7 separate regions of the Homo sapiens genome follow, and all the other regions are linked to region 1. A link is an interaction called in ENCODE POLR2A ChIA-PET data of the cell type or tissue named here. Cell type or tissue: CD4-positive, alpha-beta T cell. All regions are shown on one strand. Links, peaks and the distances in the headings refer to the core of each region. The heading gives the core; the rest is flanking DNA.

Evidence for each region. Peaks named below come from ENCODE experiments on the same cell type or tissue, not always from the same donor. Only the 100,000 strongest peaks of a DNase experiment are listed, where the experiment ranks them.
Region 2: POLR2A ChIA-PET joins it to region 1 with 10 read pairs; 8 of 35 experiments call an interaction of 5 or more read pairs at or near these places.
Region 3: POLR2A ChIA-PET joins it to region 1 with 12 read pairs; 20 of 35 experiments call an interaction of 5 or more read pairs at or near these places.
Region 4: POLR2A ChIA-PET joins it to region 1 with 39 read pairs; 25 of 35 experiments call an interaction of 5 or more read pairs at or near these places.
Region 5: POLR2A ChIA-PET joins it to region 1 with 16 read pairs; 19 of 35 experiments call an interaction of 5 or more read pairs at or near these places.
Region 6: POLR2A ChIA-PET joins it to region 1 with 33 read pairs; 25 of 35 experiments call an interaction of 5 or more read pairs at or near these places.
Region 7: POLR2A ChIA-PET joins it to region 1 with 14 read pairs; 15 of 35 experiments call an interaction of 5 or more read pairs at or near these places.

What each region holds. Positions count from the first base shown.
Region 1 is chr6:28,140,019-28,144,405 of GRCh38, reverse strand. It overlaps ZKSCAN8 (zinc finger with KRAB and SCAN domains 8), which reads right to left and starts at 2,523. Exons shown (of 6, transcript NM_006298.4): 1 at 2,377-2,523. RefSeq lists enhancers at 2,262-2,381, 2,392-2,511. In CD4-positive, alpha-beta T cell, for the core only: no CTCF peak of the experiment used is centred there; DNase peaks (open chromatin) are centred at 2,615 and 4,095; H3K4me3 peaks cover 2,246 bases; H3K27ac peaks cover 612 bases.
Region 2 is chr6:27,836,537-27,840,923 of GRCh38, reverse strand. H2AC15 (H2A clustered histone 15) reads left to right here and starts at 2,549. Exons shown (of 1, transcript NM_003510.3): 1 at 2,549-3,044. The coding sequence starts at 2,585. The coding sequence ends at 2,977. It overlaps H2BC15 (H2B clustered histone 15), which reads right to left and starts at 2,355. Exons shown (of 1, transcript NM_003520.4): 1 at 1,814-2,355. The coding sequence starts at 2,262. The coding sequence ends at 1,882. RefSeq lists enhancers at 1,074-1,273, 2,104-2,313, 2,644-2,733, 2,804-2,913, 3,184-3,233 and 3 more. In CD4-positive, alpha-beta T cell, for the core only: no CTCF peak of the experiment used is centred there; DNase peaks (open chromatin) are centred at 1,123, 2,523, 3,443 and 3,713; H3K4me3 peaks cover 3,377 bases; H3K27ac peaks cover 2,751 bases; H3K27me3 peaks cover 565 bases.
Region 3 is chr6:28,332,949-28,337,335 of GRCh38, reverse strand. ZSCAN31 (zinc finger and SCAN domain containing 31) reads left to right here and starts at 1,188. Exons shown (of 4, transcript NM_030899.5): 1 at 1,188-1,254. RefSeq lists an enhancer at 1,523-1,642. In CD4-positive, alpha-beta T cell, for the core only: no CTCF peak of the experiment used is centred there; DNase peaks (open chromatin) are centred at 695, 1,285 and 1,715; H3K4me3 peaks cover 1,923 bases; H3K27ac peaks cover 1,561 bases.
Region 4 is chr6:28,249,712-28,254,098 of GRCh38, reverse strand. ZKSCAN4 (zinc finger with KRAB and SCAN domains 4) reads left to right here and starts at 1,830. Exons shown (of 5, transcript NM_019110.5): 1 at 1,830-2,541; 2 at 4,265-4,387. The coding sequence starts at 2,119. RefSeq lists enhancers at 2,022-2,071, 2,202-2,271. In CD4-positive, alpha-beta T cell, for the core only: no CTCF peak of the experiment used is centred there; DNase peaks (open chromatin) are centred at 1,798 and 2,228; H3K4me3 peaks cover 1,697 bases; H3K27ac peaks cover 600 bases.
Region 5 is chr6:28,348,100-28,352,486 of GRCh38, reverse strand. ZKSCAN3 (zinc finger with KRAB and SCAN domains 3) reads right to left here and starts at 2,540. Exons shown (of 6, transcript NM_024493.4): 1 at 2,420-2,540. It also overlaps a transcript of ZSCAN31 not described here. RefSeq lists an enhancer at 2,246-2,605. In CD4-positive, alpha-beta T cell, for the core only: no CTCF peak of the experiment used is centred there; a DNase peak (open chromatin) is centred at 2,566; H3K4me3 peaks cover 1,682 bases.
Region 6 is chr6:28,265,052-28,269,438 of GRCh38, reverse strand. ZSCAN26 (zinc finger and SCAN domain containing 26) reads right to left here and starts at 2,296. Exons shown (of 4, transcript NM_001023560.4): 1 at 2,226-2,296. RefSeq lists enhancers at 1,690-2,254, 2,399-2,458. In CD4-positive, alpha-beta T cell, for the core only: no CTCF peak of the experiment used is centred there; a DNase peak (open chromatin) is centred at 2,338; H3K4me3 peaks cover 1,503 bases; H3K27ac peaks cover 1,052 bases.
Region 7 is chr6:28,397,756-28,402,142 of GRCh38, reverse strand. It overlaps ZSCAN12 (zinc finger and SCAN domain containing 12), which reads left to right and starts at 2,396. Exons shown (of 4, transcript NM_001163391.2): 1 at 2,396-2,486; 2 at 3,670-4,139. The coding sequence starts at 3,738. It overlaps LOC105374998 (a long non-coding RNA gene), which reads right to left and starts at 2,324. Exons shown (of 2, transcript XR_926659.2): 1 at 2,236-2,324. RefSeq lists an enhancer at 2,013-2,262 and a silencer at 3,274-3,343. In CD4-positive, alpha-beta T cell, for the core only: CTCF peaks have their summits at 2,150 and 2,349; a DNase peak (open chromatin) is centred at 2,312; H3K4me3 peaks cover 2,030 bases; H3K27ac peaks cover 757 bases.

The DNA.
Region 1 (4,387 bases), core at 128-4,127:
CAAGGCAGTGCTTATCTTTTCAGTTTTTGGAGTTGTGGCACGGGGCGAGGGGGGTTGGTTTATAGACTCTTCAACCTAAAGAAAACACAGAACTTCTTTCCAGCAAAATGTCCACAGATACAAAATTGTATACTCAATTTCGGCAGAGTTCACAGACTCAAAGGCCATCCAAGAATGCCAGGAAGGTTAAAAACAAACAAACATACAAACAAATCCTACATAGAGAGTGTGTACAGAAAAGAAAGGGAATTTGAAAATTATTTTTCAAGTTAGACAAGGCCGGGAACAACAGGGTGGAGAGTAAACTACAGATCAGAAGAACCAAGGAGCAAAAGATATGGTTAAATATATCAATTAACATTGGGGGTATAGTTCATTGATTATGACTTTACAGGAAAGTGGAGGAATTTGCTAGAATAGTGAGATTTGGGGGAAGAGTGAATTTGAGGAAGATGCTGAGATTTTGTTGAGAAAGGGTAATCAATTTGGTTTTGACAATTTGTTTTTGTTTGAATAAATTATCTATAATTTTAAGATAATTTATTTTAAAATGGTCTTAGCTAATTTTAAAATAATTTAATTTTTCAAATCAAAACAAACTCTTAAATTTTCTTAAAATAGCTACTTATGGTTTAATGTTAAAAACTTAAAGGTCAATACATGGGACATAAATTCTGTTTAGAATGTGATGTTATATAGTGGTAGTCTTACCATGTTTTCTTATAAATTTCCTTAAAGCCAAGGTTCATTTTTAACTACTGAACAACTGGCCATCTATTACTGAGCAATCCTCATCCATAATGGCTATAAAATATTATTATTATTATTTAGGGACAGGGTCTCACTATGTTGCTCAGGCTTGAGTGCAGAGTCTATTCACAGGTGCAATCCCACTACTTACCAGTACAGGAGGCTATAAAATATTTTAATGTGAAGTGCGCAGCATTCAAGAACTTTATATTGTTGATGTGGTATTAAAAAGTCTCAATAACAACACTGATGAAAACCAGCTAATTATCAGGTTTGTTCATTTTTTATACCAAATCAGCCAACAGGTCTTGCCCATTGCTCATCTTGATTATTCTATTTAGTGGCTAATTTTCCATTTTTTTAAGTCTCTTCCCTCTCTGATCAGCTGGTTTTTGAGAATTACAACCTATAAATAACTGAGTGCAAAATTACTCCAGTATGTACCTTCCTCTCAGTTTTGTGCGTACATGTCTGTATTAAGTTGGTGAGCACTTTGTGGATACAGACTGATTTTTACATAGTCTCCTTAAAGAACACCTAGTCAAGTTTACATGAGTTTAAAAGGCAATCTTTAAAGCTTCCTCTGGATTTTAAATACTGTAATCCTGTGAGATGCTGAAGGCACAACTCAATTTTAACAGTATTATTTTTTCAATAGTTGTGGAAGGAATGTATTCTTCCTTCAGACTATGTCTAATTTGAGAAATGTTTGGGAACTGAAAACAAAACAAAAAAGACATTTTCCAGGATTTAAAATCCAAGAAAAAGTAGGTGAAGCCAATACTATGCTTTGTTATCTCAAATTGCATTAGCTGAAAGTTTTAATTAACATCTATCACATTTTACATTTAAACAACAGAAATTCAAAACATGTATGTATTTGCTAAAACAATGATTGCTACGTAAATATACTCAACGGAACTAACAAACAACAGAAATATGTTTTTAAAGGTGGTGGTGGCAGTCAAAGTAGCCTGACAAAAATTACTCATGACTAACCAGAGTTTTGGAAATGGGGCCCTCCCAGAGTTCCTCGTTGGCTAACTTCAGTTTGCTTTAACAAATGAAATAGGCATTCTGATAATGTTGAATTCTGAATTACCCTGAAATTAAAAAAAAAAAAAAACTTTCGTACAATTATCTAGTCAACACACCACCAGTTTCTGAATACACTAAAGAAAGAAGAGTAACAGCAAAAATTGGTTTCCATGGATAAACGGGGCTTCCAAAAGCAAAATATGTCTTTTTTAAAAACTGAGAATTTTGTTGTGACCTAAACGCAAAAGAGCGCTAAGTGAAAACAATTCAGACTCTGGAAATAGTTGGATAAAAAATAACATGGGGGGGGCGTTCCCCATTTTAAGATAAACAAGATCGACTACAAAAACATACCACAACACGATTATCTATGAAGAAAGCTTCATAAAAGGTTCCCTCGCAAAAAGTTCAAGGGCAATTCGTGGGGACGTACTCTGCCTGCAACAGCAACTAAGGCGTCAGAATCGGTCCGCGGCGCCGAACACCGCACAGGCCCCTCTCCGGACCCCTCAGGCCAGTCCTCAGCTGCGGCCTGGACCAGCCACAAAGCACCCACTTTCCTCCGGCCCAGAGCCCGACCGTACTCACTGTGAGTTGCAGAGGCGCCCCGTCGTGGGGAAGGGAGGCTGCAACGGATAAACAGACTCGAAGGAAGGTCGGGGAGTAAAGGCGATGAAAGCTGTACTCGGACCAGGCCCCTCCGGCCACTAACTTCTAAATCTGCGGAGGCACAACACCGGCCAGCACGCATCTTGCCCCAAAGGCACTTCCGGAAGCTCTCTAGGAGTCCTGGAGGTCTACAAGCTCTATGGTCGGCCGACTGAGGGTACCGGAGTACCACGCCCCTCACCTGCTGTGTGCTGTGCCTCGGGTTCCTCCCGCGTCTGCGTGCCTCAGGCTTGCGCTGTCGCTGGGGCAGTGAACGTGCTGGGGAATAACGGACCTTGGTGTCCCCTCCGCCTTGTGTGCCCATGCAGCTCCGCGCGCTCGCTGTCAATAGTAACGGTCCCCTGGGGGTAGATATCGGACGTGGGGAGGCTGGAGCTGTGAATAGGAGGCTGGGAAAGTGTTGGAGGAGGGAGCACTTCATGGATCCTTAGGATTCCAACTGGATTCGCGTTTGGCTCCGTTACATACCCTGTACTTTACTGTTCTCGATTCATAAACATATCCAGACCTCTCACATAGAGTACAAACTTCATGAGGAATTCCTGCTAATCACAGTTCATAGTTTTGTGAAATCCCTATGGCATGGCACTTAGGAATAGCATATTTTATTAAGTATTCAAAAAAATCGTAATTAAATATATATTCTTTTTGGATCTTTACATATTTCCCACTCTTTCCTATCTTAATGAATTTCTATCGCTTACAGCATCTGCTTTGCTGCTTAGCTGTTTTAATGCTAAACCTATGATGTAAGCTTGAAGAGTAGACCCTAGGTTTAATACCACAAGATATGGGGAACAAATCTATGTTCATTCTTTCTTTGTTAGTCTTTTTTTCTTTTTTTGCCTTTTTTTTTTTTTTTTGAGACAGGGTCTCTATTGCAGAGTGTAGTGGTGTGATCATAGCTCACGGCAGACTCAACCTTCTGGGCTCAAGCAGTCTTCCCACCTTAGCCCCCCAAGTAGCTGGGACTACAGGTGTGCACCACCCTCAGCTTAAAAAAGAAAATTTGTAGAAACGGGGTGGCGGGGCGGGGCGGGGGTCTCACTATGTTGCCCAGGCTGGTCTTGAACTCCTGGGCTCAAGTGATCCTCCTGCCTCAGTCTCCCAAAGTCCTCGGATTACAGGCATGAGACACCACCCTGGCCCTGTGTTCATTCTTTACAGACCTGTTGCATTAGAGCTTTTTAACTTTTGAGACTAATAGGATTTCAGGGGTGGAGGTTGTGGCAAGTGTTATTTTTTGTTGTTTAAGTCTCATGTATTTATTTCCTTCAGCACCTTTCCCAACCACCTATTATTGAGTTCTCAGGGCTCCTCCAATTTTCACCTTAATTTCCCTCTTTATCTGCTCCTGCTGGTAGCCACCACCAACATTTCTATCCCTTCCCAATTACTAACTCCCCAATATTTTGCGTACTGACAAAGTCGTTTTGATTTAAGGGTTTTGTCATCTAATTATCACATGAAAACAAGTAAATAATAGTAAACACTGGGAAGCTACAGTGCTTCTGGACTCCTTCAAAGTAATTATTTTTGCTTTTTATTTCACAGCTGTTGCTTTCCACCTGGGATGGTAACTGGAAGTAACTGGTGACAGACTAGAACTCTACTTTCAGTTTCTTTTTTCACATTTTAAAAGTAACTTTTTTGGCTGAGCGCGGTGGCTCATGCCTGTAATCCCAGCACTTTGTGAAGCCGCGGGAGGATCACCTGAGCTCAGGAGTTTGAGACCAGCCTGGCCAACATGGCAAAAACCCATCTCTGCAAAAAATACAAAAATTAGCCAGGCATGGTAGTGGGCTCCTGTAGTCCCAGCTACTCCAGAGGCTGAGGCGGGAGAATCGCATGAGCCTGGGAGGCAGAAGCTGCAGTGAGCTGAGATCCTGCCATTGCACTCCAGCCTGGGCAATAGAGCAAGACCCTGTCT
Region 2 (4,387 bases), core at 291-4,290, 300 kb after region 1:
TAAGATAGCCAGTGCCAGGTATTTTAAAAACTCTCTTAAAAGTTTTCATTATCACGCACTTGTGTATACTTATTCTGTATAAGCGCTTCTATATACACTTCAACAATGTATAATTTGGTTTTATTTTCATTTTATTTATTTATTTATTTATTTATTTATTTATTTATTTATTTATTTATTTTAAGAGGTAGGGTCTCACCATACTGCCCAGGCTGGTCTTGAACTCCTGAGCTTAAGCAAACCTCCCATCTCAGCCTCCCAAAGTGCTAGGATTACAGGCATGAGCCACCATGCCCAGCCATGGTTTTACTTCTGAGTTTAAAAAAAATGTTATTATATATGAACCTTCTGAGACTTACATTTCTAAAATTCAACCAGGTACTGTGTGTACCTCAATAAATGCATTATTTTGACCATGAACATGTAGTTGCCTCTAGTATTTTTATCTATTAAAAATGGCATTTTTTCCATTCTCATATGTCTCCTGTTGCATGTGTGCAAAATATTCTTTCATGTAAACAGCTAGGAATCGAATGGTTGGGTCACTGGAGTACACTTACTGGATAAAAAATATTATCAAAAACCTTCAGCAAATACAATTTGATGTGGAAGAGTTCCCACACTGATTCTTGGCAAAGACCAAAATACTTTTAAATATGCCACTCCTAAGTGTTTAAAATGAAGACACTCATTTTGATTTCCTGAGTTGGGGGTGGGGGAAAACAATGGAGAACAGCCCTTCTCCTCCTCTATTTTTTTTTCTTTTAACATTTCTTCCAATTACTAGAGATACAGTAAACGCAAGTGACACAGACAAGAAAACATGGAGCAGACCCTAACAGAAAAAGTAGGGAATAGAAACTATGTTCATAAATAGGAATTCCACACAAGAGAATTATGGGAATGAGTAAGACAGCAAGATTCCTCCAAAAAACCTGCACTGCCAAGAATTTTCCCAACTAGAACACTCACCAGAGAAAACGGTGGCCAAGTTTCAAACTGCCCTCGCAGTGTCGGGATTGGCCATTGACATCAACTCAGCCCGATTGACGTGTACGGTGCTGTAAACTGGGTTCAAACTTTTTTCTACTGCCTTTCTATCTTAATATTTAGCAAATCCAAACTGGGGACAAGGGAGGAGAAACAGCACCACTCTCAAAACAAACAAGTCGATTTGTACGTTTGTGTGTGTGCCAACTGCTTCATTACTAAAGTACACATGAAGTTTAGGGACAGAGCGCCGGAAGCACTGTGGATATTTTACCAGTGACACTTAAGTATTATATTTTCTTTGGGGTCAACAGGAACTGAATTTTCCCTTTACTAGGTTTGTCTGATGATAAACCTCATCCTTCTTCAGATATAAAATTGTCTCAAGCGTTGCTGCAACATGCAGTACACTGCAGTGCTAATTAATTTCTTTTCTTTTTCTTTCTTTTTTGAGACAGAGTTTCGCTCTTACTGCCCAGGCTGGGGTGCAATGGCCCGATCTCGGCTCACTGCAACCTCCATCTGCCGGGTTCAAGCGATTCTCCTGCCTCAGCTTCCCGGGTAGCTGGGATTACAGGCGTCCGCCACCACGCCCAGCTATTTTTTTGTACTTTTAGTAGAGACGGGTTTCACCATGTTGGCTAGGCTCGTCTCGAACTTCTAACCTCAGGTGAGCCACCCGCTTCGGTTTCCCGAACCGGGATTAGAGGCTTGAGCCAAAATTAGTTTCTAACAAGGCTAAAGGAATCTTGGAAATCGTCTTTGTAGCAAGTAAGAAATACCTGCTGTAAGAACAGTGAGTGCCAGTTCTCTTTGGGAAGACTGAGTGGCTCTGAAAAGAGCCTTTGGGGTGTGGGCCGAGACTGACCGAACGTTCCGCGGTGGGCGGGCTCACTTGGAACTGGTGTACTTGGTGACGGCCTTGGTGCCCTCCGACACCGCGTGCTTGGCCAGCTCCCCTGGCAGCAGCAGGCGCACGGCCGTCTGGATCTCCCTGGAGGTGATGGTCGAGCGCTTGTTGTAATGCGCCAGGCGGGAAGCCTCGCCGGCGATGCGCTCGAAGATGTCATTGACGAAGGAGTTCATGATGCCCATGGCCTTGGACGAGATACCGGTGTCGGGGTGGACCTGCTTCAGCACCTTGTACACGTACACGGAGTAGCTCTCCTTGCGGCTGCGCTTGCGCTTCTTGCCGTCCTTCTTCTGGGCCTTTGTCACTGCCTTCTTGGAGCCTTTCTTCGGGGCAGGAGCGGACTTTGAGGGCTCGGGCATGACTGGGAGTAACTGCCGGAAAATTGGAGGAAAAAAACAGGAAGACGGTAGCTCTGTCAACCTACCGCTTATTCACTGCTTCTTAACGCAAGTGGGGTAGAGAATGAAGTTGTGCGTTTAACCAGTGGTGAGTCCTGGAAACGTATATTAACTTTGTCCAATCAAAATAAGTGTTTTTCAAAACCGCAATCCCATTGGTTAAAGCGAAACTGTAATGTTAGCCAATAGCACAGCTTAGTTTTCGTGCCTCTGTTGACTATAAGTAGCGGAGCTTTAGCGTTACGTCAGTCTCAGGAACGTTACTGATTGAATTTTTTACGTCATGTCGGGACGTGGCAAGCAGGGCGGCAAAGCTCGCGCCAAGGCTAAGACCCGTTCTTCAAGGGCGGGTCTTCAGTTCCCAGTGGGCCGAGTGCACCGACTGCTCCGCAAGGGCAACTACGCTGAGCGGGTCGGTGCCGGAGCGCCGGTGTACCTGGCGGCGGTGTTGGAGTACCTAACCGCCGAGATCCTGGAACTGGCTGGCAACGCGGCCCGCGACAACAAGAAGACCCGCATCATCCCGCGCCACTTGCAGCTGGCCATCCGCAACGACGAGGAGCTCAACAAGCTGCTTGGTAAAGTGACCATCGCCCAGGGTGGTGTCCTGCCCAATATCCAGGCCGTGCTGCTGCCTAAGAAAACTGAGAGCCACCACAAGGCCAAGGGCAAGTAGCGGGGCTGGAGCAGTTCATTACTCATACCTCGGTCCAAACCAAAAAGGTTCTTTTCAGAGCCACCTACTTTTTCACCAAGTAGAGCTGTGTTCAGTTTTATCTGATAGTCGAGTCATTTTGCAATGGCACTGGAATGCTGTATGGAGATGAAGCAAAACTAAACGGCTTTTACACCACATTGTTTTGAGATAGAAAGTAGACATTGAAATGTTTACGGTACATCAAGAAATTTAGGCGCGGCAGCTCGCGCCTGCAATACAGCTGAAACAATAAGAAAAGTGAGGCAAGAGAATAACAAAGGGAGCTGAAAGTTAGAGGGCAGAATAAGTAAAAGCAAAGGGCAGAAGTAAGGTAGATGGGCGGGTGAACAAGAAGCGAGATAACAAGCAGTGAACCTTTTGCAGCCGAAACAAAAGAGATAATGTGAGCAAGGACCTCGTGGCCGGCAAGATCTGGAACAAACCAGTTTAAGAGGCAGCTCTTCAGAGATGGGCATGCGTATTAGAGAGGAAAAGTATCCTTAACAAAAGCCCGTATGATAATCAGCTACTTAAGGTTCATGCATATGGGCTACATATCATGCATATATTTAAGATTATAAGATAGAGGCACAAGCCACAGAGGACAAAGTAAGCAACAAACCTATCAATAAAAGGGCAGATGCTGGCTATAGATTAGGCAGCACTGGGAACAGAAAACATACACACACGCACGCACACACATAAAATGACTCAAACTACAGCAAGCTGACGCTGATCTCACCTCGCAGAGGTCAGTCCGCTCTCTCCCACCCCCGAGAGTGTAATACTCTGTTTACTAAACTTTTGCTGCTTTGCTTTGCTATCTGTGTGTGTGTCGTCCAATTTCTACCGGGCACCAAGAGCCTGGAACTGTTTGGCACCATCCGGTAAACAGAACCGCTTTGGGAAGCCGAGGCGGAAGGACCGCTAGAGCCTTGGAGTTCGAAGCCAGCCTGATCTTTACAAAAGTAAAATAACTAACCGTGCCTGGCGTCTCATAGCCTGTAGTCCTAGCTACTCGGGAGGCTGAGACCAGAAGGATCACTTGAGCCCAGGAGTTCGAGGCTGCAATGAGCTATGATTGCACCACTGCAGTCCAGCTTGTGTGACAGAGCAAGAGTGTTTCAAATGAACCTAGTGTCAGATATTTACTTTCTGTATTACAGAGGACTGAAAGCTAGCTAAATAATACTTTTCAGTGTACCTGGGTTCCAGAGATAAAATTGGTAAACTAACCTTTGCTCCTTACTTGGGCTTTTAGTTTATACTTCATAAGACCATGGAAGCAAAATTTAGGTATCTGACCCTTCTGCACAATTTAGGACCCCGTGTGTGTTTGGCCTACCTATTCGAGTTCAATTGAATCTTTCTGAGCATCTATGGTGTGCC
Region 3 (4,387 bases), core at 146-4,145, 190 kb before region 1:
TTGGTTAGGGATCCAAAAAAAGTAAGAGCTGGTGCCCCTGCCACATATACCACTCTCCAGTCATGCTGATCAGCCCAGTTCTTTGGATGTACCAAAGGATTTCACCCCAGTTCTGCTTTTGTACATTTGATTCCCTCTCCCAGAAATTTATTTCCTTTGCTCCTTTTCCAGTGTACACTGGCAGATTCCTGCTGAGTCTTGTTTTGCCCCATTAGTTTTCCTCTCTCTTCCACGCCACGAATTCAAACTAATACATACATTTATTTCCTACATACGTACTTAGCATGTTCCAGAGGCTATTCTCATCGATTTACAAGCACTTATTTTATTTTACTTCATTTCACATGCACGTCTGTTTTACGCAGTTACTTGTTTACACGCTCTTCTTCTAGACTTTGGGATTCCAGAAGACAGAGGTTTGAGTGTAAAACACAAAATAACAAAACCACAACAAAAACAACTCTGTATTCTCGTCCCCACCATTACCATCTCTCCTTTGTGATGTCAAAGAGACCAGAGGAAGTGGACAGACTCGGGGAAGAATAGGTAAGTATTAGAGACAGAAAAAGTATGAAGTCCCTTCTGTGAGGACTAACAATAGTGATGCCATTTTACAACCTTGATGACTGTGTTCTCAAGAAACAAAGCAAATGTCAACCCCGTCCATAGCTTCAACAGAGCATAACAGCTCTAACCGCAACAGAGCCTAACGGCCCTAACCACATCTGTCCCCAGTTGGAAAGTGTCCAAACAGTTCCAACTAGCCAGCACTTCCCCAACCCCTCCCCAACAGAAACTTTATTATAAAAGCCTCAGCTTGTAAGCGATCAGGATCTCAGCCAGATTCCTAACTGGAACTCTTCGCAGGCTTTTCCTGTAAATAAACCTGTTTGGCCGTGGAATTGCCTCCTGTTACTCGCTCTCTACGTTTATATCTTCCTAACACCTTCCGGCTCTAATGTTTTGGGTCTCGATGACCATCTAACTCCTAAATGCTGGGGGCCGCTCCCCATAGAAATGCCTCGCCGGATTTCTCCGCCTCGCACCCAGTGGGACTGGGATTTTTGGCCCCGGGGTTTGCAATAAGGGAGTCACCAAGCAGCAGCCACCTCTGGAATTCCTAGAAAGGAAAGAGTTGCCTGGCTTCAGCCAGTGGGCTCAGAACGGCTGACGCATTTCCGGCCTTTGCGGTTGATCGGTCATTGGGGTGCTGCAGCCCCGCCACCTGTTCCGTAGCTTGCCGGTGCCCCGAAGGTGAGTCTTGGCCCCTTGTCGCGACCCGCCAGGTTCCCAGAAGATTTCAGGTCTGTGCCTTGGAGTAGGCGGGGAGGGAACGTCTGCGCAGGCGTGACCCCCGCCCCTACACATTCACTGGCCTGAAGCCCCCGTGGAGTAGGTGGAGGTCCCGCCCCTTATCCTGAAGATTAAACAGCCTTTCTTTGTCTGAGATAACGCCCGGAGTTCTTTGTCCTGCCTCCAAGACGATAAAGGAGCGCAGACACAAAGGTGAGGTTAGAGCGAAAGTTTAATAAGCGAAAGGAAAAAGCTCTCTGCCAGCAGAGAAGGGGTCCCGACCGGGAGTACCCATTATGGGGCCCGTTCTGGGGTTTTTATGGACTGGAAAGGAGAGGGAATGCGCTTAGTCTGCGGGCTGTCCTGGCGAACGCTTGACTCAGCTTGGTCCGGGACCAATCAGGAGCTGAAATGATGATTCATAGCTGCTGCTTAGCTTGGCCCAGGACCTATCAGAAGCCGAAGTGAAAGTTTGGCCCCGGACCAATCAGGGGCTGAGGTGATGATTCACAGAAGCTGGGCTTATAGTCCTAATAAAGGAAAGTAGAGCGCCTGCCGGAACCTACCAGAACCCACCGTGTCCATACCCACAAAAGGAGAAGAAACTTTTCCTGGGAACCTGCTGACTATACAAAGGACAAAGGCATTATGTGTCAGGCCTTGTTCCCTTATCTGAGTGAGCTGGAGGTTCTGTGCAAGTTTTTATCCAAATGGGCCCGAGGTTTTTCTATCTATGCAGCCGTGGGCATATCTCTAGGCACAACACCCTGTGCTAGTTCCCTTATCGGTGCCTGCAACCTGATTTTTTCCCCAGGCTTAGTTTTATGTTATGTGGGGATAAGACACTAAATCATGGGCGGGGGCAGGCTCTCCAGGGACCCTTCCCTTGCTATCCACCTAAGGCAAGCTAGGTAGCCCTTTCACAGGGTGGTGGGAGAGACCCCTAGAGAGGTCGGAGCTTTGCGGCGAAACCGAGGTCCAGAGGTAGAGAAGGGTCTCTCCCTGTCAAAAGCCTTATTTCCTATATACACGTAATTTTTATTTAATAAGTCAACATTATGCAATGTTTGTCGCATATGTTTTCTTTAAATATTGTAAAAACCACCAACCTCATAACTTGTCACCTCTAGTTTCTAATGCATCTCTAAAAATTGGGGACATTTCCCTACATAACCACAAGATTATTAGCACACCCAACTAAGTGTAGGCGCTTCACCTAACACCTAGTTCATGTTTAAATCCTTCCACCCCCTGTTGTCCCACAGATGTCTTTTATACCTGTTTGTACCAACTAGGATCCAATCATAGACCACTCACTGCATGTAGTTGAGTCTTAACCTAGGGCAATTTTACTCTTTGCCTCCCTTCCTCCCATCCCATTGCCTTGTTTAAAAGGAGGCTCTTCCAGTCTTCCTGTAGTGCATCCCCATTTCTGGATTTGACTGTTTCCTCATGGTATTTAAGGTCTTCTTCTGTTTTCTTGTCATCGTAATTGGTATCCTTTGGGATTTATTTTACAACACACATGATTTGTGATTTACATGATCTCTTTGTTGCTGTTGTTAATTATGCTGACGTGAATGAAAACATTCTCATGAATGAAAACATTCTCTTTTATGCTCTTTCTGCCATGTTTTTATTTCGGTGAAGGACAGTGGGGACACATCAAATTCTGCATTGTTTCACTCTTTGCTGTCTGACACCTCGTAAACACTTAGTAAATATATGTGAAATGAATTCCTTTGTGGATTACAGGCAATGCATAAAAACTTAATCTTGTATTTAGGATGAGCTCTTCCACTTCCTCCAGGGGTATACCTTGTATACATTTTTTAAATTATGGCTTTTATTTTATTGTATTGTAACTATATCCTCATGAGCTATAAACACCTCTATATTCCAAGCTCTTAGCTCAGCTCCATAAATTGATTGTCCAGTGACTGAACTGCTTTTACAAAGGTTAAGCTCTTTCTCCTTTCACTTGTACAGTAACATCTAAACTAAGTGGAAGTCTTTCTAGATTCAGTGCAATAGTCTTCACCCCCTCCACTTTACCCTTTTTTTTAACTCTTGCCTCTTCTGCTTCTACTCTTGCTTTCTGCTTCCACTTTTGCCTCTACCCTCATTCCCTCAGCTCATTCTCCATCCAGTAGCAGAGCTTCTCGGTACAGAATTCAGCCTTGTCACTCCCTTTCTTAAAGCCTTCAGTGGTTTCTCATTGCATTTATAAAATCCTAACTCCTATGCCCTACATGATCTGACTCCTGCTTGGCTTGCCAGCCTAATATTTTGCCACTCTTCTCCCACATGACTGTAGACACTCCAGCCTCCTTTCCTGTCTTTGATGGCAGCATGCACTTCCTCAGGGCCTTTGGATAGTCCAGAGTGCTCTTCCCCTCCCTCATCCCTATTCTGTATGGCTCACTTCTTTTGCACTTAAGGGCTTGGCTTAAATGTTACCTCACTTCCCACTACCCCATCTAAATAGGCTGTCCATTTATTTGGTAACTCAGTGCCTAGTTTATTATCCTCAGTAATCATCACAACTCATAATTATTTTATTTGCCTCCTTACTTATTTTTGTTGTTGCTTTTATTTTTGGTTTGTCTTCCCCGTTAAAATGTTTGCTCCAGCAAAACAGGGCCTGGTCCCGTCTTTTTCACCATTGTAGCCCTAATGCCCAGCCAAGTACCTGGTATGTTATGAGTGCTCAATGAACATTTATTGACTAAATGAGCAAATAAATAGGTTAGTTACTAGTAATGAGTCTCTCCTTGTCCCTTGCCTCCTGGGCCTTAGTTGCTGATAAAGTCATAAGCTGAGTCAGCAGTCAACTACCTTTTATTTTTCTGTCTCCCTTTCATGAGTGTGGAAGTCCACTGCAGGTCCTGGAATGAAACAGTGAGCCTGGTTCCCTACAACCTGAGACACACCACATTTAATCCCCCAGGAGTTGAATTCTAGGATGTCTTTGACTGTTTCTGCAGTCAAGTCATCAACTCCACTAACTACTCTGTGTTTGTGTTTCTGGTCCACTGAGATTTTTGTCTTGTATTTGTAGCTGGCCATGTCTTTCTCTTTATCCCCTTTTATA
Region 4 (4,387 bases), core at 163-4,162, 110 kb before region 1:
AGCCCTAATTTTGGGGCTCACTTGTCCTGCATCATTCTGTTCTATAGAATGTCCCACATGTTGGATTTGGCTGATTGATTTTTTAAAGTGTCATTTAATTCCTTAACTCTCAAACTCACCTGCATGTTGGAATCACCTAGGAAAGTTGGCCAGGCGTGGTGGCTCACACCTGTAATCCCAGCACTTTGGGAGGCTGAGGTGGGCAGATCACTTGAGGCCAGGAGTTTGAGACCAGCATGGTGACGCATGTCTGTAATCCCAGCTACTCGGGTGGCTGAGGCACTAGAATCACTTGAACCCAGGAAGTGGAGGTTTCAGTGAGCCAAGATTGCGCCACTGCACTCCAGCCCTGGGTGACACAGCAAGACTCTGTCGCAAAACAAACAAAAACAACCAAAAAATGTTATTAATGCCTGAGTCCCATCCTGTGACATTCTGATTTAATTGATCTTGGTTGCAGCCTAGGTATCAGGATGTTTTAAAAGCTCCCCAGTGATTCTGTGTGACACAGAGTGTGAAAACTGCTAACTTAACTTATTTCTGTAAATATTTGGATCTAGAAAAGTACTTAGATTCAAGTTCACTTATAAGGATACTTCATGGGCAGTGCCCCCTACCTTCTGTGGTAGCTCATCAAGAGAAAGATATTTTGTAGTATTTTTCATTTGCAACAGTCTTTGGGACTTCTCATTTTCTTAAGTTATGTTATTTCTTAATCCTTGGAATGTAGAGGCATAGGCAAAGAAAGAAAAACTCAAGAAAGTACTGACATGATATTTTTTCCCCTCATAAACTACTGAACTTGCATTTTGTAGCTTCTCCATTCCACTGGGCAGAAAGGGGCTTACTGAAGTGTCCAGTCAAATAACTTACAGTCAATTATGGCTTAAAATCGAGTCCCATCTAGTTCAAAGAATTCTCAGGGCTTTCTTCTATTATAGGATAGGCCTAGTTTATCACATGCCAGGCACTGTTCTAAGCACTTTACACAAGAGTGCTCACAACATTATCTAATCCCTAGTAATGCCTACAACATCCCTATCTACTATTACTTTCCCTATTTACAGATTGGAAAAGTCGGGCACAGGGAGGGTAAGCCAGGATTACACAGGTAACCTGGCTACCTGCGTATCTAGCCACTGTGCTTGACTGTGATTGGGGGCTGGGAAGAAACAGGAAGGAAGAAAGCAGAAGAGAATGGGGTCCCTGAAGCCAGAGACTAGAGAGTTTCTGGAGGTGGAGAGCAGCATAAGCCTGATTGCCAGAGAAGCAGCCATGGAATGTGCAAAGTGGTGAGTGGGGGAGTGGGACAGTGTGTTGAGGATTAGTGGGAGGTGAGGGCTACAGTCAGGGTCGGGAGGAGTAGTCTGGCCTTAAGGAGGAGGAAAAAAAGTGACAGATTAAGGGGGTGAGTGGGGAAGGACCAAGGGCAGCCACTGCTCGCTCCAGGCAAGTGCCTGGTGATGTGTTCTGCTGCTTTGATGTTTCTGAGAGAGACTAAAGGTCCCCCTGCCAGGGTTCTTGGGGCTCTGGGGAACCCCTGCTTTCCAGCTCAATTTTAGTGTCAATTTTATGCCAGCTGCTTAAGCAAGCTTTACATAGGAAAGAAATATGAGCCGCAGCGGCATCCTTCCAGGATTTAAAGGCTCAGTCCTATTTCTTATGATCCAAGGTCTGTCATCCTTTCCTTCTCTATCCCTTAACTGCCTTCCCTTGCGTGGAGGTAAGGACAGGGTAGCTAATGGGTTAATTCGGAGACAACCACCGAGAGAAGCTTCCTAGAGCGCCCAGGAAGTGGCCTTAGTTCCCATCGAGACTTCCTGTGCCCCAGCCTCAACTTCCCTCCTATGTCTGGAGAGTGATCACTTTCACTCCCAAAGACATCCTTTGGTGATACTTACTGTGGGATTCAGAGTGGGGTGCAGAGGACGACCCTGCAAAGGCACGGACTATAAGAGAGATCTGTGCAGCTGCGCCTCAGGGGGTGTCCTGGGCCCCTGGGCATGACAGGAGGGGGACCACTTGCAGTTCTACTGGAAAATTTACCACCCTTCCAGAATCCTCTGAAGATATACAGGTCGCAACTAGAGTGAGACCCGAGTACTGCCTTGGGTCAGAATGGCTAGAGAACCGAGAAAAAACGCAGCCCTGGACGCCCAGTCTGCAGAAGACCAGACGGGGCTCCTGACCGTGAAGGTGGAGAAGGAGGAAGCCTCCGCCTTGACGGCGGAGGTGAGAGCACCCTGCAGCCCTGCTCGGGGCCCCGAACGCTCCCGCCAGCGCTTCCGAGGCTTCCGCTACCCGGAGGCTGCGGGCCCCCGCGAGGCGTTGAGCCGGCTCCGAGAACTCTGCGGACAATGGCTGCAGCCTGAGATGCACAGCAAGGAGCAGATCCTGGAGCTGCTGGTGCTGGAGCAGTTCCTGACCATCCTGCCGGGGAATCTGCAGAGCTGGGTGCGGGAGCAGCATCCAGAGAGCGGGGAGGAGGTGGTGGTGCTATTGGAGTATTTGGAGAGGCAGCTGGATGAGCCGGCGCCGCAGGTAGAAAGAACAGGTTTAGTATCTGAGCGCTGTGGTCTGTTTCCTCCTGAAATCCCAGATCGGAGCGAGGGGCATTCCTTTAAGGTCCAGGAGTTCTTCATCTCTTTTTGTACTGTGAACCTCCTTGGCAGTAAGGTGAAGTCCCTGGACTCCTTCTCAGAATTATATTTTTAAATATATAAAGAAACTATAAAGGATTACAAAAGAACACAACTATATTGACATACAGTTAGCAAAGAATTAAATTTGTATTAAAGTCATATATGTGGATTTTTATTACTGCACTAAATAATAAGACCTAGGGACAGGGCTTATAATTGGCAATTTCAAAATGGCGATAAGCATCTATTTGCCTGGTTGTAATGTGGTGTGAAAACGTGCAGGTTTTGTTGGTGACAAAGTCCTGGGTACTGCTTATGCTACCTTGATTTGTTGCTTCCATTCATAATTGAAGGAAATGTTAACTCTCTCTTAAAGACCAGTAAAAATAAGATTAGTTTTTGTCCTTTCTAAGTTCATGGACCACTTGGGAGAAAGTCCATGGACCACTGGTTATGAACCTCTGGTAGAAAGTGGGCCTATTTTTACCTCCATGTTCTTCCCTGTTTTATGAGGGACTGTTTCCTCTTTGCATCGTCCTGTGTCCCTGTGCACACAACTTCAGAGGACCTGTGTGGCCAAATCTTCTAACTGGTGAGCTGGATACCAAGGTTCTTGACTTAGGTCTATTGCACGCAAGCCCTGTAGCAGTGGGAAGTCATTGCAAATCTCTTAGCTTCATTCTTCATAAAATATGTGGGAAATTCTGAGCTGCACGTGAGACAGTAACTTGAAAACTGTAATTTAACTATCAATGTCTGGAAGGAAACCTGCTTTTAATGAGGACATAACTATGTGCCAGGCCCTGTGTTAGGTGATGTCACATACTGTGATCTTATTTACTGGTCTCCAAAACCTCATAAAGTAGAAATTATTATCCTCATTTTTCAGATTAGAAAATATATTAGTATTGAGAATTTAGCACCAGTGTCCAAAGGGTTTTCGTAAACACACAGATGTATATAATGAGGGAGCCTAGAGTAATGGTAAGAACACGGGATCTGGAGTCATTCTGTCTGAGCTCCCATCCTAGCATTTCCACTTATTAGCTGGGTGACATGGGCAAGCTGCTTAAACACTGTCCACCCTTGGCTGGGTGCAGTGGCTCACGCCTGTAATCCCAGCACTTTGGGAGGCTGAGGTGGGCGGATCACCTGAGGTCGGGAGTTCGAGACCAGCCTGACCAACATGGAGAAACCCGGTCTCTACTAAAAGTACAAAACATTAGCCGGGCGTGGTGGCACATGGCTGTAATCCCAGCTACTAGGGAGGCTGAGGCAGGAGAATTGCTTGAACCCCGGAGGCGGAAGTTGCGGTGAGGTGAGATCATGCCATTGCATTCCAGCCTGAGCAACAAGAGTGAAATTCCGTCTCAAAAAAAAAAAAACAAAAAAACCAACAACAACAAAAAAAATGCTGTCCACTCAGGAGAGAGGATCCGGGCCACATCTCCGTTTTCAGCAACTTATCATAAAAATCCAAAATAATAGCTCACAGGGTTGTTATCTATATTAATTGTGTTAATATCATAAGGCTTGTAGAAACAGTGCCTAGAAAATAGAAATCACTTGCACATGGAAAACATAGAAATGTTGGGTAGATAACTAAAAATCGTGACTTCTAGGTTCCCGTTGGTGACCAGGGGCAAGAACTGCTCTGTTGCAAGATGGCACTATTGACACAAACTCAAGGGTCTCAAAGTAGCCAGTGCCAGCCAATGAAGGCTCTGTTCAAGCATGAATCTCTG
Region 5 (4,387 bases), core at 105-4,104, 210 kb before region 1:
GGGGTCAGGAGTTCAAGAACAGCCTGGCCCATATGACGAAACCCTGTCTCTACTGAAAATACAAAAATTAGCTGGGTGTGGTGGTACACACCTGTAATCCCAGCTACTTGGGAGGCTGTTGCATGAGAATCACTTGAGCCTGGGAGATGGAGATTGCAATGAAAAAAAAATCAATTAAATCACTCTCTGGGGGTGGGACTTTTAATACATCAATAACTTTTAAAACTTTCTAGGTCATTCTGATGTGCAGCTGAGTTTGAGATCTAATAAGTTAAAGATACTAAAAAGAAGCAATCGACCAAATCCAGAATGTGAGGCATTTTATAAAACAGAAGGTTCAAGTTCCTCAACAAATAAATGGCATTTTTACCAAAAGGAGTGGGAGGGAATGGGAACTGTCATAGATTAGAAGACTGAACAGACTTATCAAATAAATGCAAATGGTGAACCATATTCGGACCCCACTGAAAACAACAACTGTAAAAAGACTGTAAAAAAAAAAAACTCTAGAAATATTTGAGACAATTATTTGAAAATCAAGATAATGATATCAAGGAATTATTGTCAATTTTTTTGCGTGTGATCATGATACTATGATTATATTAAGATAAAAGTCCCTGTATATAAGAAATTGACACTGAAGTACTTGTACTTGTGAGTGAACTAAAATGTTTCCATCTGCAATTTGCTATAAAATGAAAGAGAAGAGAGGGACGAAATGAGGAAAAAAAAGAGATAAAGAGGGGGAGAGGGAGGGAAGGAAAGGAAGACAAAGAAAGGAGGGAGAGGGAAAGAAAGGAGAGAGGGAAAGAGGGAGGAAGTAAAAGGGAAGGAGGGAGACAAAAGGGAAGGAGGAGGAGAAGGGAAGGAAAGAGAGTGGAAAGGAGGGAAAAGAAGAATGAAAGAAAATGACCAAAAGATGATGGCTGAAGCTGAGTCATGGTTATATTGGTGTTCATTGTAACATTCTCTCTACAATTAAATGTGTTTAAATTTCTCTCCAAAATTTTAGAAAATTAAACAATGTCCTAACTTCTTTCCTTCCTGAATAATACAGCCAAAAAGCATTAAGGTAGGGTCAAGGAAGGCGAGAGAGAGCCACAGCCCAACCCAGAGTGAATCTGGAGCCCAAGTGGAATGAGGAGGGTGTCCACGGTGGGGAAGGGAGGAAGTCTATGGCAGGAAAACAACACTGATACATTTATATCATTTATTCCACAAACTCCATTTAGGTTTCACTACCTGGCCCCTACTTGGATCTGAGCCAAACTGATCACAGTGGGAAGGCACAAGATTGGGAAATTGGTTGCCAACACAAAGTATTTATCAAATCAGTAAATATACTGAAGATAAGGAAAGGAAAGTTTCTCATTAACAGAAAAGAGTTACAAGTCTATGAAAGAGCTAACCCTGTAAAAGTTGGGTTGAAATGAAGGGTGTTAGTATGAAGCCAGTTTCAGGCTAGGGCGTTCCTGGAAGCTCGAAAACTGGTGGATCTCCAGCACTAAGCAGGACATCAGATTTTTGCAAAAACCAGGGGTCCTAGTCCTTTTTCACTATTAAAAACTTCTATTGTTCCTCCTAATCTCCAGCCAAGGAAAAGGTACCCCCGAGTCTTAAAGCCTTTGAGAGTTTGAGTATCACAACGTCCAACACAAACCAGTTTTGGTCTTTGCTTTGGGATAGGCTCTTTTTCAGAGTATCTTATTTTTCCCTCCTAAAATATAGAAATCATCCATTACAAAGTGAATTGATGAATGACAGTAAAATTGAAAGCAACCGTACAAAAGCCAGTCACTAATGTGTCATCATAGTTATAAATAATAATAGTACCACTAATAAAAGCAAATCTTTAAATCATGCTTACTCTGCACCTTACCCATACGAATGCATTCAATCCTCACAACAACCCAGTGAGTTAGGGAATATTATCCCCATTTTACAAAATAGTAAAATGAGGCAGAGAGAGAGCTTAGGAACTAGTGAAAAGTCACACAGCCAGTAAGTGGCAGAGGCAGGATTTGAACCAGGTAATCTGACTCCAACGTTCTGGCTCTTGGCCAGTACCACAGAATAATTTAAAGACCTTGAAACTGACCTTGTTACCAGGCAGTGCAAAAATGTAACGGCTCCCATTCTCGAGGCTTGTCTATGTGACCCATGCATCCCGTCTCCAAATACCCTCAAGAACCGACCCGGACACTCGGTAACGGCCCTAAACAAGGGACACCCATATTGGGCTCTACGCAGGAACGCCGAGGACCACTTCATTCCGCCGCAGAGCGCCCTTCCCTCCCCCACGGCTTCTCGCAGGGGTCTCCCTCCTTGGGAGCCGAGGCTGCAGGAACTGGGGAGGGAAGGGCCTCTCTCCACAAACACACACACACACACACACACACACATACTCCTGCAAACGCACCTCTACCCGGGGACAAAAGAACTGCAGGACCGACAGGAGGAGAGCCGCGGGATGAGATTTAACCCCACAGTGGAAGGCCGACGCCGATTCACCCCATACTCACAAAGTGCTTGAAACTAGCAAACCACCCGCAGGGCGGGGCACAGAAGCCACTTCCGGGCCTCTCTAGCCACCTCCCTGACAGACTCTGTCGTTTGCTAGCTCGGCACCTTGTGTCCCCTCCCCTTTTGCTATTAAAGAGGCTTTTAAATTTTTATTTTTCCAGCTATAACTAAGGGAGAAAGGCAAGGTGCAGAATTATTTTCATAATTTGCTATATTTGCGAATAGAAGAGAGTAAAAAGAATCTAAATTATGTGTGCGTGTGTGGCACAAAGAAGCCCTGGAAAAATCGGAAAATTAATAATGGTGGTTACCTACGAGAGGTGAACGGTCAGAAACTGAGTGAAAACGGGGACAAGAGTGAGAAGGAAAGTGTTAGGGTGCATGTTTTAAATGTACTTTTAATTTTAGAGTTGATTGCATTGCCTAATTAGAATATGAATTCTAAATACATAAATTTTAAGGAACATGCTGCGTGGTTTACATAAAAAATCCAAGATAATCTAACACTCAAATTATGATGATTAATAAGAGAGTTTAGCAAGTTGGCTGGACTTTTTAAAATTCATGTTCACAATCACATTCTCCATCAAAATTATAAAAATAGAATTTTTAAAAGACATCTATCACAGAAGCAAATACTTACAAAAGATACCTGAATGGAAACATTAGTAACTTTATTCATTAGGGATAAGTAGTTGAAATATATACCTATATATATGAGACATATATATACACCTATATATATGAGACATATATATACACCTATATATATGAGACATATATATACACCTATATATATGAGACATATATATACACCTATATATGAGACATATATATACACCTATGTATATGAGACATGTATATACACCTATGTATATGAGACATGTATATACACCTATGTATATGAGACATGTATATACACCTATGTATATGAGACATGTATATACACCTATGTATATGAGACATGTATATACACCTATGTATATGAGACATGTATATACACCTATGTATATGAGACATGTATATACACCTATGTATAAGACATGTATATACACCTATGTATATAAGACATGTGTATACACCTGTATATGAGACATGTATATACACCTATATATATGAGAACTCAATATCATAAAGATATCATTCCTTCCTAAATTGATACACAAATCCAGTACAAAGCAAATCAAGATTCCAATTGTGCTCAGTGGAACTTGACTAGTTGATTTTAAATGTATATGGAATAATGAAAGAGTCACGAATCCGAGACATTTTTAAAACAAATGAAGGAGCTGCAGAAACTTGCCCTATATAATTTATTATAAAATTATAGCAGCTAAGACAATATAGTATTGGCACAACTACAGACAAATAGACCAATGAAACAGAACTGAGGACTGAGCAACAAACATGTATGTGTGGATGCTTGATATATGGTGGAAATTGCATTACAAATCAGTGAGGAATAAAGGAGCTACTTGACAAATAGTACTGTAATATTTGGATATCTAAATGGAAAAATGAAATAAAATTGGGTTTCTACTTTATATGTTGCACAAAAAATCAATTCCAGTCAGCTAACTTTCAGACTTTTAAAAGAAAATTTAGAATAATTGCTCTTTTTTCTATTCACAAGTTTGCTTCTATAGAATCATTTTTTTATGAGCTCAAGTAAAACAAGATTTCTTTTAAACTGCATAAACATACAAACTATAAGGAAAACAATAAATAAATTTGACCTCATTAAAAATTAAAACTATATCAAAAGATACTAGAAACTAATGGTAAAGACAATTAAATTAAAAGGTTGGGAGAAGATATTTGCAACACATATAGTCAACAAAGGATCAGTCCACTGAATATATAA
Region 6 (4,387 bases), core at 194-4,193, 120 kb before region 1:
CTATAGTAAATCTCTTTCTAGATCTCTACCTATCTTTACCGATATAGATACCCTAGTTATACAAATAATGACACAAATACAGGCATATGTATATATATACATAATTCGTATTATTGTTTAGGTATATATACCTGTATTCGTATTTTTTATATATACCTGTATTCATATTATTATATCTATAGAGATATCTATACCCATATCAGTATATATCTATGCCACATACATATATATATACTGGTATCTATATCAGTATTGGTATATAAATAAACATGTGGTATGATGTTGATATGTATATATAGGGTATGATGTGTTTTTTTTTTTTCTTTGAAATGGAGTCTGCCTCTGTTGCCCAGGCTGGAGTACAGCAGCGCAATCTTGGCTTACTGCAACCTCCGCCTCCCGGGTTCAAGTGATTCTCCTCCCTCAGCCTCCCGAATAGCTGGGATTACAAATGCCTGCCATGACACCCAGCTAATTTTTGTAATTTTAGCAGAGACAGTGTTTCACCATGTTGGCCAAGCTGGTCTCGAATTCCTGACCTCAAGTGATCCACCGTCCTCAGCCTCCCGAAGTGCTGGGATTACAGGCATGAGCCACCGTGCCTGGCTGGGTATGAGGCTGAATTAGTGGTGAGTTCATTTCTATAATGTGATTAAATATATCAAACACAATATATAATAAATAATTTGATAAACTGTTTTGGGAGGAGCTCCATCTACCCAGCTATTTGAGCCAGAAAACTGACCATTCCTTCCTCCTTTCATATCTCATGTATCTGATCAATCAAGTTCTATTGATTCTATTGCTTAAATATCTCTCAAATCAATCCACTTCTCATCCCCTTTGCCATTGTCTTCTCCTACCTAGACCACTGTGACAAACAGACTGGTCTGAGACACCAATCTATTTTCCACACGCAAACAGTGATCATTCTAAGGAGGATATGAAATATTATTATGTCCCTGCTATGCCTGTTACATATAATGGCTGATTATTACCCTTAGGATCAAGTTCAAAACATTTAATATGGTTTACATTGTTTTTTGATCTAATAAAGTACTTTATTTCATCAAATTTGCAATACTCCTTCTTGCTCCTTGGCCCTTCCACAGCTTATTCCTTCTGCTTGGACCACCCTCCAACCCTCCAATTTTCTTCTTGTTAATGCCCACTCACACTTCATGTCTCAGCATAATAAAACAATGAGCCAGGACAACTATACTACATGTTTCACATATATTAATTATTTAACCCTCACACAACCCTATAAAGAAGACACTATTCCTAATTTCTTCGTGCAGAGAAGGAAATTGAGACGGGGAGAGTTGAAGAACTTACACGAGGTACCAAAGCTAAACCTCAGATCTTTTCTCCAGTATCTCTTGCACCCACAGGCCCAAAACCTTGGATTTATATTTGCCTTCTTACTGTCACACCCTACATCTGACCCAGTAGCAAATATTATTGTCTCTATTTTCAAAGCAGATCATAATCTGATCACTGGCTCAAGATATCCTTATCTCCCACCTGAATTACTTGGAATTTTAAAAAATTACTCTTAACTTTTAAGTTTTCTTGATTCCATTCTTGCCCACTTACAATCTATTATCATCATGAGTCTCCAAGTAAAGAAGCTTTAAAACATAAGTCAGATCATGTTTTCTTCTGCTCAAAATCCTCCAAAAACACACACCAAAAAAAGACAAAATTCCTTACACGATACAGTTCTCATTTCCTCTACACTCTTCCTCTCCATACCCCAATCTCTCTGACATCATTCCCTACAAAGGTCGCCTTTGTTCACTGCTCCAACCGCTCTGGTCTCCCCGTTATTCCTCAAATATGCCAAGCAAGCTCCTGCTTTAAGACCTTTGCACTTGCTATTCCCTCTACCTAGAAAGTTCCTGACCGCAAAAGCCACTTAGGTCTTTCCACCCACCTCCTTCAGATTTCTGCTCAAATATTACCTTCTCGGTGGCGCCTACCTTTAATATCTACTTAAAATTGCGCTGAATGGATGAAAAATATGCAGCAGAAGGTTGTACTCTGTTTACCAGATCCACAGCTTCATCACTCTCATAGGCCCCAGGGCCGACACCTCCGCTACGGACCCCGCCCCCTCGGTCGAGGGAAGATTCTCTGCACCCGCCGGGAAGCAGCTGCTCCCTAGGCCCCTAGGCCGCAGTTCCGCCCCAGCCCGGGGCCCAGCTCCAGGGTCCGCTCACCTGGTCAAGGGGCCTCAGAGGACCCAAACGCTCTGAAACAGCGTCTTAGCTCATCGCCGAGTGTCAGCTCTAGCTCTTCGGAGCGCTTTCTTCTCCGCTCTAGGAACGCTGGAGGACCTTGGCTCGATGGTGCTGCCGCTTAGGCATCGCAGAAGGAGACTAACATGGGTGCTGCCTGCTGAGGACGGCTGGGAGGGTCATTTCGTTGTGAGCTAAGATTGTTGGGGTTTTTTTTTTGTTTCTGTTTTTGTTTTTGTTTTCTCATTTTAAAGTGGATGTTTATTTTATTCATGTAAAAACAGGCCAGCTCCGTTGAGTGTTATCACAAACAGCCAACATTTTCACTTTGCTCACATAAATAAAACACACATACTTCGCCATTTTTCGCAATTTAGAAATTCATCAAACACAATGGCAAAAATAATTGTCAAAGTATTTCGAAAATTAAACTAAACAATGGACATACGTTTGGATTGAAAGGTTTAAGGTAAGAAGAAATTAGGGCTATTACTGTGAGAGAAAATAAATCAACAACACTTTGCAATCAATGTAAGTTTCAGGGGGAATAAAAGCAACAGATATCACTTTATCAAAATAAATTCTACAACAGAGAACAGAAATAGTCTCTCTTGCCCACAGTATCACAAACTGGGTTTTTATAGTTTTTGAATAAGATAAACTCTTTGAATGCTTATACATTGCTAGTGGGAATGTAAATTAGTTCTGCCACTGTGGAAAGCAATTTGGAAATTTCTTAAGGAACTTAAAACAGAGCTCTCATTTGACCCAGCAATTCCATTATTGGGTATATACCCAGAGGAATATACTGTTCTACCATAAAGACCATGCATGTGTATGTTCATCACAGCACTTTTCACAATAGCAGAAACATGGAATCAACCTAGATGCCCATCAGTGGTGGACTGGAAAAAGAAAATGTGGTACATAACACCATGGAATATCATGCAGCTAAAAGAATGAGATCATGTCCTTTGCAGCAACATGGATGCAGCTGGAGGCCATTTATCCTAAGCCAATTAACACAGGAACAGAAAACCAAATACTGCATGTTCTTACTTATAAGTGGGTGCTAAACATTCAGTAAACATGAACACAAATGGGAACAACAGACACAAGGACTTCTTGAGGGTGGAGGGTGAGAGGAAGGTGAAGATTGAAAAGTTACCTATAAGGTACTATGCTACCACTTTGGTGACAAAATCATTTGTACACCAAACCCCAGCAGTATGCACTTTATTCATGTAACATACCTGCACATGTACCCACTGAACCTAAAACAAAAGTTGGAAGAAAGAAAAAAAAACCTTTAAAAAATCTGAACAAACTTTTGTGTTTAACTGATCAGTTGACAGAAGCTTTGAAATATCATTAAATATACAAAACATTGTACTGACGTGTAATTTATTCAGTGTTTCAAGCATTGAAATTATCATAACAGAAAAAAAACAACCAGTTTCATTATCACAAGCAGTTATCTTTTCTTCTTAAGTGTCTGAATGTATCTTTGAAAGCATATTTTTAAAGTAAAAATTAAATATGTTTACTTTAAAACTTTTCATAAGGCCAACAAATCTAGTCAATATGTGTTACTAATTAGAAGTCAATATTCTTTCTTGAGAGGAAAACTCATATATCTTATTTTTTAATATCTAGAAAAGGACCTTTTCAAAAATTATATAAGGGATAAACATAAAGAAAATTTAATTTAAATAGAAAGTAAATACTATATCCTATTTACTCCCCCTCTAAAATTCCCTACTATGACTAGTTTCTTAAATCTGTCACTTTTATTGTCAAGGCTGAGATTATTGCCATTGCACTGGATATCCCATGAAAATCAAAACCTTTAAAGTAGCTAGACAAAGAAGAGTTTTTTTAAATTTTCAAGGTGTGCATTTTTCATTTAAACAGTCTGTTTGTACCTTTTGGGAGGGGTAGGGGTAGATAAGGTGAGAATAACTCAAAACACTGTTATCACCAGGAGAGACAAAATACTAAAATACAAATCAATTTTCAAACTTGAGGTTTTCATTTTCCAGGATTATCCTTATTTTTGTAAACTATAGTGATCATGTTTCTGCCAGGTCCATTCATACGATATTCAAGATAAGAACTTTCTTTTCCATATTATCAGTAGAGAT
Region 7 (4,387 bases), core at 266-4,265, 260 kb before region 1:
ACGGCTTCAGGTGAGATTTGAGCCCTGGCACGGTGTGAGGAGGGATCTCTCTCTCCCTTCTCCGCAGACGCCCTGAAAGAAGAATCTATAGGGCTGGCAGTAGGGGGCAAAGGGCACTCCAGAAATCTGTCCTAGGCTGTTTTTTAGCACCACACACTTCATGAGATATCTTAATCATTTTAACCATTACTGAAAGGTGGAAGGCTCCAAAATATGGATCTCAAGCTAACTCTCTTCTCATGACTCCTAGACCCACAAATCCCTAAACCAATCCATTAACAAATAGCAACATCTACAGTGTAATGCTTCCTAGGATTTCGAACTTAACATGGCCAAGCTGTGCTCATAAATTTCTTCTCAAAATGCTACTTGTCATTTAGTGTCCCCTGTCTTGGTGGAGGGACCACCATCCTCTGACGATACCAGGCTTTTTTTTTTTTTTTTTTTGGTTCTCTTATCCCCCACATAATCAATGATGAAGCCCTGATCCATTTTTCCTCCTGAGAATTTCTCAATTTCATCCCCTCATATTTGGCATTTTAAAAATCAGGCCTCTCCTGATCTCATTTAATCTTGTGTGTGTGTCACTTCATATTTTTGTCAAAGTATCTTTGAGATGGATTTCTAGAAGTGGTATTGCAGGAACAAAGGGTAAACTTACATATATAATTTTGCTGTATAGTATTATCTTTCATACCTATGGGTTGTACCATTTTGCATTCCCACTAGAATGTTAAGAGTTTCTCCTTCCTCATGAGTAGAGCATGCTGTCAAACTTTTGTACCATTGCCAATCTGATGACTAACGGTGCCTCAGTCAGCATAGTTTTTAATTTGTATGTTCATATTTTGAGTGAAGTTGAACATATTTACAGATGTTTGAGGGCTGCTAGCATTTCTTATTCTGTCAACTATTTATTTCTTTTGGCCATTTTCTCTATTGGGTTATTGGTTATTCTCAACTTTTAGGAGCTCTTTAGGTATTTGGAAAACTAGCCCTTGCCTGTGATATGTTGCAAGCCTTTTTCTTTCCTTATTTTTTTTTGACAAGCAATACATTTTATTTTCATGTAGCCAGATTTATTATTTTTATGGGTTTTAGATTTTGAGTCATATGGTTAGATAATGTTTCCCTATTCCCACGTGTTAGAATTATTATTCATGTTTTCTTCTAATACATGTATAGGTGGATTTTTTATATTTAGATCTCAGATCCATTTAGAATTTATCTCTATTGTGATGTGTGGTGGGAAATACAAATCCAGTTTTACCTTTGCCAAACGGTTATCATCCCAGCACAACTTCTAAGTTCTTCATTTCCCTGTTGATATGTGGTGTCACCTTCATCATTTACTCAATATCCTTACATACCTGGATCCATTTCTGGTCTATTCTTTCTCTCTGTTAATACACTAAAATTATATGGGTATGTTCCAGTATCTGATAAGGTTGACCCTCACCATTTTTCTTTTTCATGGGTTTCCTGGCTATTCTTATTTCCCCACATGAATTTTATAATCAGTTTATCTAATTCCAGAACAATATTTGTTGATATTTTTGTTGGAATACTACAGTTGCATACGTATTTAGGGAGGACTGACCTCTTTGAGTCTTTCCAAGAACCTCATATCGCTTTCTGTTTGTTTAAATGTATACTTGGCCTTTTAGGAATGTTTTAAAGCTTTCCCCATAGAAGTTTTGTTCATTTCTTGTTAAGTTTATTCCTAGTTTCACTTTTTTGCTGCTCTTGTAAATATGGTCTTCTCTTCCATTATATCTCGTAACTCGTTATCATTGATTATTCACATATATGAAGGTCGTTGATTTTAGTGTGTTAACTTTATATCTTGCTATTTTACTAAATTATCCTTTTTTTATAGTTTTTCCATTGAACCGGGTTTTCTGACATATAATCATACATCAGCACATAAAAGAGAACATCAAAAGAATCGTGGATGGCGAAAGAGCCGGCAGAAACCAGCCGGCTGGCCCTTGAGAAGTCTGTGTGGAAGAAGTCCCTTCGCCACCGCTAAGCGCGGATTTGGGAAGGTCCCCCGGAGAACATCCCTTTGAGGCATCTCTAACCTCAGAGACACAGAATCCCAAAGTGAATGGAGACGCAAGGGATTTCCCTGTCTTAAGATCAGTTCTACAAGCCTCGACCACCCATCGGGTCGGGGGAAGTGTGGACAATGGCTGGGTAAAGAAGAGGAGAAGATAAACCCGTTCCATTTACCAGCGGGCCTGAAAGCCATCAACCTTCCTCTCACGTAGACGCGCGGAAACACTACCGAGTTGAAAGCCCCTTTCGCTCCCTTCCTAGAGCGGCCGCGGAAGTGCGCCCCGCGCGGGCTGGTTCTTAGACCCCCCGTGGCCGCTTCCGGCCTTTGTGGGTCACTTTTGATGGGTTCCGGGTCCCAAAAGGGTTCGAGGCCTCTTGCCTTCGCTCCGTAGGAGGGAGTTCTCTTCTGGCCCTGGGGGCCGCAGGTGAGCGATGTTGTGCTCTGTACGCTGCGAGCAGGTGGGCGGGAGATTGCTGTATTCCAGCTGCTGGGCCCCTCAGGCCCTGGCCGGTGCAGAGTGGACCCCGGTCCTCCCAAACCCAGGCGGATCCGCGGGAAGCTCTCCCTCCCCAAAGTGCGTTGGGACATTAGGATGAGGGTTTGGCTCCCAGTCTCTGCAGCAATTCCAGGCTGTAAGGCCCATACCTTCCGCGTTTGCTTCGGGCTGTGTATCCTTGGGTTCAGCGCTTACCGACATTTCTGGACAGTGGTGGGTCACAGACGCTCGCCGGCGTCCTAGGGACCCTTTCCTGGGCCTTCCTCACTTCAGATTATAATCACAGACCACGAGGTTAGAGGGAAGCCTTAAAGAGTAACCTCTTCAGCCTTCTCACTTTATAAATGAAGAATGAGGAGCAGAAAGATTAAGTCCCTGAAGAAATAAATTTACATGACTGTAGCTTTTGTGATTTCATGGTTTCCACCAGACATCTGGACATTCAAAAGATAAAAGTAACTAATCAAGGATGTCCTAACCTTTTGTTATTATTATTTACTTGATCTAAATGTTAGTTTTATTCCATTTGTCTTTCATTTAGGACCAAATGAGAATAAGTTTACCAACAAGTCTTACTCTTAAGTCCTGAAACAACTTGGCACCTTTCCTCAGTCTTTCTCTTTAAATTAGTCTAATCTTTTTTTTTTTTTTTGAGACGGAGTCTCGCTCTGTCGCCCAGGCTGGAGTGCAGTGGCGCGATCTCGGCTCACTGCAAGCTCCGCCTCCCGGGTTCACGCCATTCCCCTGCCTCAGCCTCCTGAGTAGCTGGGACTACAGGCGCCCGCCGTCACGCCCGGCTAATTTTTTTTTTTTTTTTTTTTTTGTATTTTTAGTAGAGACGGGGTTTCACCATGTTAGCCAGGATGGTCTCGATCTCCTGACCTCGTGATCCGCCCGACTCGGCCTCCCAAAGTGCTGGGATTACAGGCGTGAGCCACTGTGCCCGGCCTAAATCGGTCTAATCTTAAGTCTTTTCTATCAGAGTATTTTTCTGAGTAAGTATTGTACATTAATCCGGAGGTCAGATTTCAAAGGTCATAGTTAAGTTCTCAGAATTTGCAGTTTTACTTTATGGTGGAGTTTGTATTAATAATGATGGCTTATTCTTCAGGACTGTCCAGGAATACAGTTTCCAGGTGAGATCTTACTTGAAACACCGGTAGTTCTAGCACAGCTAAAATGGCATCTACTTGGGCTATCCAGGCCCACATGGACCAGGATGAACCTTTGGAAGTAAAGATAGAGGAAGAGAAATATACCACCAGACAGGATTGGGACCTGCGTAAAAACAACACCCATAGCAGAGAGGTCTTCCGTCAGTACTTCAGACAGTTCTGCTACCAGGAGACATCTGGTCCCCGTGAGGCTTTGAGCCGACTCCGAGAACTTTGCCATCAGTGGCTGAGGCCAGAGACCCACACCAAAGAACAGATTCTGGAGCTGCTGGTGCTGGAGCAGTTCCTGACCATCCTACCTGAGGAGCTCCAGGCCTGGGTGCAGGAGCAGCATCCAGAGAGTGGGGAGGAGGTGGTGACTGTGCTGGAGGATTTAGAGAGAGAACTGGATGAACCAGGAGAGCAGGTGAGAAAAAAGATGTGACTTCTGCTTGAGAAAACATAAATTGTGGATTTCTAGGCCAGAGTGAAGAACAGCCATTTTTTCACAAAGCATGTTTTTGACAGTTTGGTGCATCAGAAAGGGGCATGAGTTTCACGGAAAGTTGGCTAATGTGGTCCCAACTTATTTATAACTTTTCTGTGGAAGGATTTTATATTTCTCTATTAAGCTACAAAATTCTGTTTGATAAACATGCTGCTCATCTTAGAAAA